2 separate regions of the Mus musculus genome follow, and region 2 is linked to region 1. Evidence: chromatin contacts called from ENCODE Hi-C data. All regions are on one chromosome and are shown on one strand. The core of a region is the stretch at or near the end of the contact, and the rest is flanking DNA. Distances in the headings are between cores, read along the strand shown.

Evidence for each region. Hi-C counts contacts between places; a loop is a spot of excess contacts on that map.
Region 2: a map of T-helper 1 cell shows a loop between it and region 1 (30-fold over the local background). The contact joins the enhancer-like site here to the promoter of Cd200r2 in region 1. A Hi-C loop is called at or near these places in 2 of 37 maps with a recorded cell type or tissue (T-helper 1 cell and T-helper 17 cell).

Annotation. Positions count from the first base shown.
Region 1 is chr16:44,864,524-44,869,106 of GRCm38, reverse strand. Cd200r2 (Cd200 receptor 2) reads right to left here and starts at 2,010. Exons shown (of 6, transcript NM_206535.1): 1 at 1,966-2,010.
Region 2 is chr16:57,391,026-57,395,608 of GRCm38, reverse strand. The region is part of intron 1 of Cmss1 (cms small ribosomal subunit 1); the gene reads left to right. All of the region lies in intron 1 of Filip1l (filamin A interacting protein 1-like), which reads right to left. Among named protein-coding and RNA genes, the nearest start is that of Filip1l, 40 kb to the right of the region's middle. Within about 2 kb of position 2,393, at least 1 of the 3 ENCODE cell types and tissues checked has a DNase peak (open chromatin) inside an H3K27ac peak, as active enhancers do.

The DNA of each region.
Region 1 (4,583 bases), core at 761-3,260:
GTATGATTTATATTGTGGTTTTGACATTTCCCCCTTTGTAGGTTTCTTCTAGAGGAAGATGGTAAGAAATGTCTGAAAGGTACATCCATCTGGTACATCACGGTTCTGGTACATCATATCCAATGAATATGCCACTCACTTCATAAATATTAATAAAACTTCTTTAAAGCTCAAAGCATACAACTCAGGATGCTTCTACGCTGACTGTCTCTGGGACAACCCATCCTAACCTCTTTTGGAGTGCTTGCTGTGCTTTGTTAAATAAATTTTTGTATAACTGTGGGTCTCTTCATTGAATCTTTGCTTTCACAGAGAAAATAACCAGGAGACCCCATAACACCACTAGTGTGGGACATTTGTTATCATGGACAAACCTACCCTGAGAGTTGATTATAATTCAAAGTCTTTAATTCATACTACTGTCCGCTCAGGGATGCATGTGATAAAGAGATTTTTCATCTCAAATTCTGAAATGGTTTTAGTTTCTTGTTCTAGTATAAAACATAAAAATAATTAAAGTGATATTTTATTTAAAATAAAATTTATAGATGAGACTTTTTCATATTATGTGTATGGGTATATTTTGTCTGCATGTATGTTTTTGTACCACACATGTGTGTACAGTGCCTGTAAAGACTAGAAGAGGTGTTAGATCTCCTGGAACTGGGTTACACACAATTGTACTCTTAAGCACTGAAGTATCTCTCCAAGTCTAGTGAAAGCACTCTACATGTATATTCACAGAAAAGCATTCAGCAAATAGTAACAGTGTATGCAACCAATAAAAATTAAGGCACTTGGGTTTGGGTTTTTATGTTTTGCTTGAAGTTCATATAAAAAGCATGTTTCATATTCACAAAAATAAAATGCCATTTAAGAGTAAGAAAATTACAGAGTCTGACCCACCAAACAAAGAACATACAAGGGCTGGACCTGGGCCTTGCCACACAGATATAGCAGATGTGCAGCTTGTCCTGAATGTGGGCCCTGAAAAACTGGAACAGGGGCTAAAGTAATATTTATAATAGGTAGGGAAATCGTGTTTCTCAATGACTGCTAAAAGTAGGAATGTGTTTACATCAAAAAGAATGGCTCTGTGAGGTCATCAGGGGGAGCCCTCAACCTAAAGCTCCTCAGGCCCTCTGCTCTGCTCACGTTGACTCCCACTGTCTTTACTCCTCAGCACACAAGCAACTTCATGACTCTACACTTCTTCATATGTTAGCATCATAATTTATAATGCCCTCTTCTTATTATATCAGAATTGAAGCCTGAAATTTACAACAGACTTCCCAAAGCAATCTCTAGATCCCCCCCCACACACACACACACAATCATACATTAAGCACTACACATATAAGTCTACAAATCTACTACATCAGTCCACCAGAGATATGTCAAAACTATAATTTAAAAATAACAGAAGAGGTATAAAGCCACAATAAAATAATACATGATTACAATAATTTAAAGGAAAAATAATAAAAGAACTATTTTGTTTTTAGAAACAGAGTTATGAAAGTTAATTCTCAATGACATCAGCAGGCTGGAGACCATAGAAAAGAAATCCATTATTAGTAATTAAATGGAAATAATTGTGTGTGCCTCTGGGTATTTAGAAATAAATGCAAAGCCATAAGAGAATAGGATTCCCGTTTTTCTAAAGGAATAAATTTAATTCCTATTAGAAGGGCATAAGTCAACTGAAGGTATTCACTGCATTATATACCACACTCCAATTCTTTAATGAATCAATTTAGGAATCTAATAGAAGAGAAAGTAAGAAGAGAATTGCTCTAAGGCCAATCTCAGTGGGACATCAGGAGAAGAAAAACAGGAAAGAGGTTCTGAAATAATTGAAAAGAAGAGCAGAAGACAATTCTAAGTCAGTTTGAATTTTGGAAGAGATAATTCAGTGAGTGAAGAACTTTTAATAACTAGGTCCATAAATGCCAGTCTACTTACCGGTCATCAGACTCTTGCTCCAAACCAATGACAACGAGCAGAGCAGATCTGTCTGGCTATGTGTGCCCTTTGCAGTCACATCTTGTGACTTTCCTCAATACTGCAATTTCCTCCTGTGGTCTAGAGCTACACATTTGGCTTTCATATGCTATTCACATATACTGCAATGCTGTCCAGCCCTCAGAAAGGTGTGACCTCAAGAGGTGTCAAAAACAAGGACAGAAAATTATTTCCAGCTCTAGTTTTTAAAAAGCAAGAAAGCTAGTGAATAGAAACTAAGGATAATTAGTGAACCTGAATTAAAGAGCTTAGACTCTGGAGAAAGACATCTAGCTTCAACCTCTACCACAACTGTGTCCTAAACTGTGACTTGAGCAATATTGTTGATTTTTAATATATTAGCTATATAGAGAAGGAATTGACAAAAAAAAAAAATACTTTACAATTTCTCACAATATGGTATTTCTCATAAGGTATGTCTTGTGCTGGAATTCTCGTTTGTAGGTCTAGATCCATTCCCCAGCTTTCCCAGTCCTTCTCTGTGACTCTGAAGGGGATTCATTAGGAGCACTGGCAGAAAACTCACAGTAAATGTAGGTAGGTCAACAGGTAGGAAGAAAGTCAGGTCACAATATTGCTCCTGTTGCGATGCCACATTGAATGTCACTACTGTGACCAATTCAGCTGGGCACTGGAGCAGGGATGTGGAGATCAGATAAAAGAAGATCTCCCGGATTCCTGGTCAGTCAGTTCCATTGAAATATCAAACTCGAGAAGCTAACAGCTTCTGGAAAAGGTGAGAGCCACAGAGCTTCTGAGGCAGCGCCATTTTCGGGCTCCAGACATCTGGCCACCATCCCGGGAGGCCAGAGGACAGGTGTCTGCCCGGCCCAGTAGGCTTTTGCCTCAGGATCAACAGAAGCCATCTTAGTTCCTGGACTTGACAGACAGTAGTCTGCACAGGTGAGAGTGTGGACTACAGAAGCTAACAGCTTCTGTGACAGGCCAAAGCAACACAGCTTCTGGGAAAGGTCCTGTTTTGGGCCTTCATCTTTGGCCAGGAGGAGGTCTAAACGCCACATAACTGTGCACCTTCCCTGTAAGAGGAGAGCTTACCTGCAGAGACTGTTCTGACAATGAAACCTCAGAGGAGAGATCTAGTCTCCCAGGTCTGCAGATAGAGGGTAACAGAATCACCAGAGGAACAATCTCTAAACAGAGACAACTATAACAACTAACTCCAGAGATTACCAGATGGCAAAAGGTAAACGTAAGAATCTTACTAACAGAAAGATCCAACAAAGATAGAGAACTTCAGACCAATTTCCCTTATGAATATAGATGCAAAAATCCTCAATAAAATTCTCACTAACCGAATCCAAGAACACATTAAAGCAATCATCCATCCTGACCAAGTAGGTTTTATTCCAGGGATGCAGGGATGGTTTAATATACGGAAATACATCAACGTAATCCAGTATATAAACAAACTCAAAGACAAAAACCACATGATCATCTCGTTAGATGCAGAAAAAGCATTCGACAAGATCCAACACCCATTCATGATAAAAGTCCTGGATAGATCAGGAATTCAAGGCCCATACTTAACCATGATAAAAGCAATCTACAGCAAACCACTAGCCAACATCAAAGTAAATGGTGAGAAGCTGGAAGCAATCCCTCTAAAATCAGGGACTAGACAAGGTTGTCCAGTCTCTACATACATATTCAACATTGTTCTTGAAGTCCTAGCCAGAGCAATTCGACAACAAAAGGAGATCAAGCGGATACAAATTGGAAAAGAGGAAGTCAAAATATCACTTTTTGCAGATGATATGATAGTATATATAAGTGACCCTAAAAATTCCACCAGAGAACTCCTAAACCTGATAAACAGCTTCGGTGAAGTAGCTGGATATAAAATTAACTCAAACAAGTCAATGGCCTTTCTCTACACAAAGAATAGGCAGGCAGAGAAAGAAATTAGGGAAACAACACCCTTCTCAATAGTCACAAATAATATAAAATACCTTGGTGTGATTCTAACTAAGGAAGTGAAAGATCTGTATGATAAGAACTTCAAGTCTCTGAAGAAAGAAGTTAAAGAAGATCTCAGAAGATGGAAAGATCTCCCATGCTCATGGATTGGCAGGATCAACATTGTAAAAATGGCTATCTTGCCAAAAGCAATCTACAGAATCAATGCAATCCCCATCAAAATTCCAACTCAATTCTTCAACGAATTAGAAAGAGCAATCTGCATATTCATCTGGAATAACAAAAAACCTAGGATAGCAAAAACTCTTCTCAAGGATAAAAGAACCTCTGGTGGAATCACCATGTCTGACCTAAAGCTTTACTACAGAGCAATTGTGATAAAAACTGCATGGTACTGGTATAGTGACAGACAAGTAGACCAATGGAAGAGAATTGAAGACCCAGAAATAAACCTACACACCTATGGCCACTTGATCTTCGACAAGGGAGCTAAAACCATCCAGTGGAAGAAAGACAGCATTTTCAACAAATGGTGCTGGCACAACTGGTTGTTATCATGTAGAAGAATGTGAATTGATCCATTCCTATCTCCTTGTACTAAGGTCAAATCTAAGTGGATC
Region 2 (4,583 bases), core at 1,144-3,643, about 13 Mb before region 1:
AGGGGTGTGCTTGACTTCGGCCCTGGGAGCTTAGGAGGGAGTTAGTTGCCTTTGGTCCTAACTCACTGGCTTCTGGTCTCCTCATGTGACAGATTGCATTGACTTAACACATCAGCAGGGCTTGCCTTACAGTGTTTTTAAAGCTGTTTCACCGTTCTCTGGCATCCAGTTCCAGATCTCAGCTACCAATACTGCCACATTCTACCTCCAGATAATACAGTCTTCTTTGCAATAAGCGAGAACTGTTTCTTGCTTTCTGAAATGGGATAGCATAGCTGAGCTAAAACACAGGAAAAGCAGGATGGGAAGAACTTTTGTCACTGGCCTCCTGTAATAATGCGCCCTTATTTTCAATCCTTATCAAAGGCCGAGAGACCTATGGCCGTTTGATTGGAGAAATCATCTTGCCGAGTCACCGTTTTCATCTCCGTTGCCACTACTTAAGAAAACCTAGCTAAGGGAGGAAATGTCTATTTTGACTCCTGGTTTCAGAGGTCTCTGGCCACGGGCAGCTGGCTCCGTTGCTTTCAGACCTGTGTGAGGCAGCACATCACGGTAGAAGGCATGTGGCAGATCAGAGCTGCCTTGGCAGCTAGGGATCACAGAAATAGCATATTCCGGTAACCAACATTCACCAAGCGGGCCACCTGGCAGTAGTTCATTCATGAATTGATCAATGGTTCACTGATGGATGGAATTATACCCTTAATAACCCAGTCACCTCTCCAAAATCTGCTCAGTTGGCAACCATTTCCTTAACACATCAGCTTTCAGGATACATTCTTGGTTTCAAACCATAACAACCCTAGCCTGCTTCTTGTAACTTACAATTGAAAACTGAGCCAGAATGTGTGAGCACTCGCACATGCCTGAATAGCACTTCCAAAAGGGTCTTAGGTTCGTTTAATTTCTATGTCTTCAGCCACATCAGAGCCAAAGTATAATTAATATATATATATGTTTGAAACTTGGAAATTTTCATGTTCCATGTATCTGCCTACTACTTACTAAGAACCCTTCCATACAATAGAGGCCTCCCCTTTTCGGAAGAGAAAGTGGATTATGGGAGGAGGTAAGGTGGAGGAGGAAGTACTGGGAAGAGGGGGGAATAATGTTAATTAATAATTAATTAATTAATTAATTAATCAAGAAGAACCCTTCCATAGAATAAAAGAGAACTGTTGGGCCTGGAGTTGCAGGCCTGTAATCCAAACTATTCAGGAGACCAAGCAGGAAGACATCAAGGCCTTTTGGCCAACTAACTGTGAGAGACACTTTGAGAGTCTCAAAATCAAAACTAGGCTCAGCAGGTAAAGGCGCTCACCACCAAGCCTGCTGATCTGAGTTTGCTACCTGAGCCCACATAACTAAATGGAGAGAACAGGTCATCTCTGATCTCCACACACCTTCTGTGGAATGCACACACTCACACACACACACACACACACAAATATATAACTTACAAAATTTTAAATAGAAAATAAAAGAAGCTTGGGATGTAGGTCAAGAGTAGAACAGCCTACGATCTGTGACTACTTTGGTACAGCGACCACAGAAGCTGAACCACTCACCATCCATTATGTGACCGTTAACATTTGCTGGATTGGGACCAAATGAAGCCAATGTGTACATTTAAGTACAATTGTGGTAAATTAGAAGATTTGGACAGAAAGGGGAGAGAGGCACTGGTAGGCTTAGTTTAAGACCAAGAAATCTGGAAGTCTTTTTCCTTCAGATTTTCAACTGAACGCTGAATAAGGAACTCTGGCCAGTGGGAATTCTATGAGTACCTTCATTCTGTGTGTTCAGTCAGCCTTTCTCAAAAGCCAGAGAGTTTCAGTGCTACTAAGTACCCAGCTCGTGTTGTTGCTACTGTGGCAGCCAGGGCTCGCATCCCAGCACAGAGCAGGATCTATGGCGGTCTGCAGGACTTCCCATAGAAGTTCCCTGTGTGGATCTTGGCAAGAGAGGACTTTATTAAGAACCTTCCTACTCTTTTAAGCTTGTGTCCTTTTCCTATTAAAACCCTAGAGTCCAGCATTCATTAACTAGCTTTCTCCACCTCGATTACACACCAGTGTTCTCACACATGGAGGACGTAATGGCTTTCCTGTTTCCGTCCTGGGCGACAGTTTGCACACTGGTGCTCCTTCCGCCTTTTCGGTCTTGCATGTATTAAAGCAGATCGTCTTCCACAGTTAACTACAGTGAAAGGTTTGGACAGGCTTTCCCCCCCAACCCCCCACCCCTCCATAACTGGAAACTATGAGGCAGATCCTGTTTATAGATGTGTAACCTCCAAAGCAGCTGATATGCTGTGGTCCTTAGAGACTCAGAGCTGGTTTCCCAGCAGTGGCAGCGGCAGCGGCGCTCTAAATCTGAAAGCCCCTGTGAGCCCTGCAGGCAGACGGGAGCCCTGTGCAGCTTTCCCAGGGCTGCACCAGACTGCAAAGGTGTGGCTTCAGAGCTTCCACACCGCACTCGGGATGACAAGATCTCAGAGCTGTGACTTCAGTAAAAATTGGGGCCGTCTTCTTTCTGCATTAAATATCCTTTAAAATCTGTTTTCCAGAAGAATTTTTCCACTCTAATATGTAACCTAAATGCATCTATATATCTTCCTTTCAGTATTTGCTCAAAATCTCTTATCACAGTCCAGAAATCCTTTTTACAAAGTTGTTCCATAGCCAGTATGCTCGGCAACTTGCTTAAAAAACAGAACCAAAACCTTTTTCCCCTAAAACAAGTACAAACTTTACCTAGAAATATATATATATATGCATTTTTGAAGCTTAGTTTTTATTTTTTTAATCTCGATTTGTATGCCAAATAATTTTATTTTTCTTTTCTAAAGTGACTACTTATAAAGCTTTGTTTATAGCCTCTGTATCTTTCATGATTTATTTCGTTGGTTTTTATTGGTTTCTCTTTGTTTAGTTTGCCTTGGGGACAAGCCCAGATTCCCCAACAGGGATATTAGTTGATAGAAACCATTGAAACCAGAAGTGGACAGCCTGAAGCACTCCCTAGCCAGTTTTTGCTAAAAGAGGCAACATTAATGAACCATGGTTTACTTAACAAATAGCAGACTCTCAGTAAACCTGTGTGTGTGTGTGTGTGTGTGTGTGTGTGTGTGTGTGTGTGTGTGTGTGTCACCCATCCACACATATACATACGTATTGGGACAAGAGGTCCGTGTTGAATATTTTCTGTGATCACTGCACCACACCTTGTCTTTTGAGACAGGGTCTCTCACTGAACCTGACACTAGACTGGCTATCCAGGGAGCTTCGAGGATCCACCTGTCTTGGTCTCCCCTCTGCCCATTGCCAGGATTGCAGAGGGGGCCACCATGTCCACCTCCACCCACAACTCTCGGGTCCCCTTGCTCATGCAGTGTGAGCTTTTCTGGCTGAGCAGTCCCCACAGACCCAGACGTTTTCTTTCTAGTCCTGGGGATTGTATTCAGGTCTTCCTTTTAAAAGTCTCTCTTTCTTTGGATGCTTTATAGTTAATGCTGATAGTTAAATGCTAAAGAAGACAGACATTAGAGTTTGTTATGAATCAAAGAAACTAAACGGCAACAAAATGTTTTAAAGTTGTCCAACAATTGTAGGGAATAGGAATATAAAAGAGTTGACATCTTTAAGAACTCTGGCCAGCTATTCTCAAGTTGTTGAAACAATAAGTCTGGGAGAGAAAGGTTAAAGAGATATGTTTGAGTACTGAATGGCACTGGGTCTTCTGTGTTCTGCTAGTTATTTTGCATTTAATTGCAATTTAAGACCGGCTCAAAGGGTAGTGGCACTTATGGGTAGAGGCAATTTGGCACAGGTCTGATGACCAGAATTCAGTGTCCAGATCCCACCAGGTGACCAGAGAAAATCCACTCCAAGAGTTGTCCTCTGACCTCCACACACACGCCATGGCAGACGGACCAAGGAGTCTAACGCGTGCGCGAGTCAGGGGCTCGTCCGAAAGCCGCCGTGGCGCAATGAAGGTGAAGGGCCCCGCCCGGGGGCCCGAGGTGGGATCCCGAGGCCTCTCCAGTCCGCCGAGGGCGCACCACCGGCCCGTCTCGCCCGCCGCGCCGGGGAGGTGGAGCACGAGCGTACGCGTTAGGACCCGAAAGATGGTGAACTATGCCTGGGCAGAGCGAAGCCAGAGGAAACTCTGGTGGAGGTCCGTAGCGGTCCTGACGTGCAAATCGGTCGTCCGACCTGGGTATAGGGGCGAAAGACTAATCGAACCATCTAGTAGCTGGTTCCCTCCGAAGTTTCCCTCAGGATAGCTGGCGCTCTCGCTCTTTTCCCGACGTACGCAGTTTTATCCGGTAAAGCGAATGATTAGAGGTCTTGGGGCCGAAACGATCTCAACCTATTCTCAAACTTTAAATGGGTAAGAAGCCCGGCTCGCTGGCGTGGAGCCGGGCGTGGAATGCGAGTGCCTAGTGGGCCACTTTTGGTAAGCAGAACTGGCGCTGCGGGATGAACCGACAGACAGACGGACACACACACTAAATTTAGAAGTAACTTAATATTTGAAGAGAGCTCCATGTACTGTTGTCCTTGTGGGATATCCCA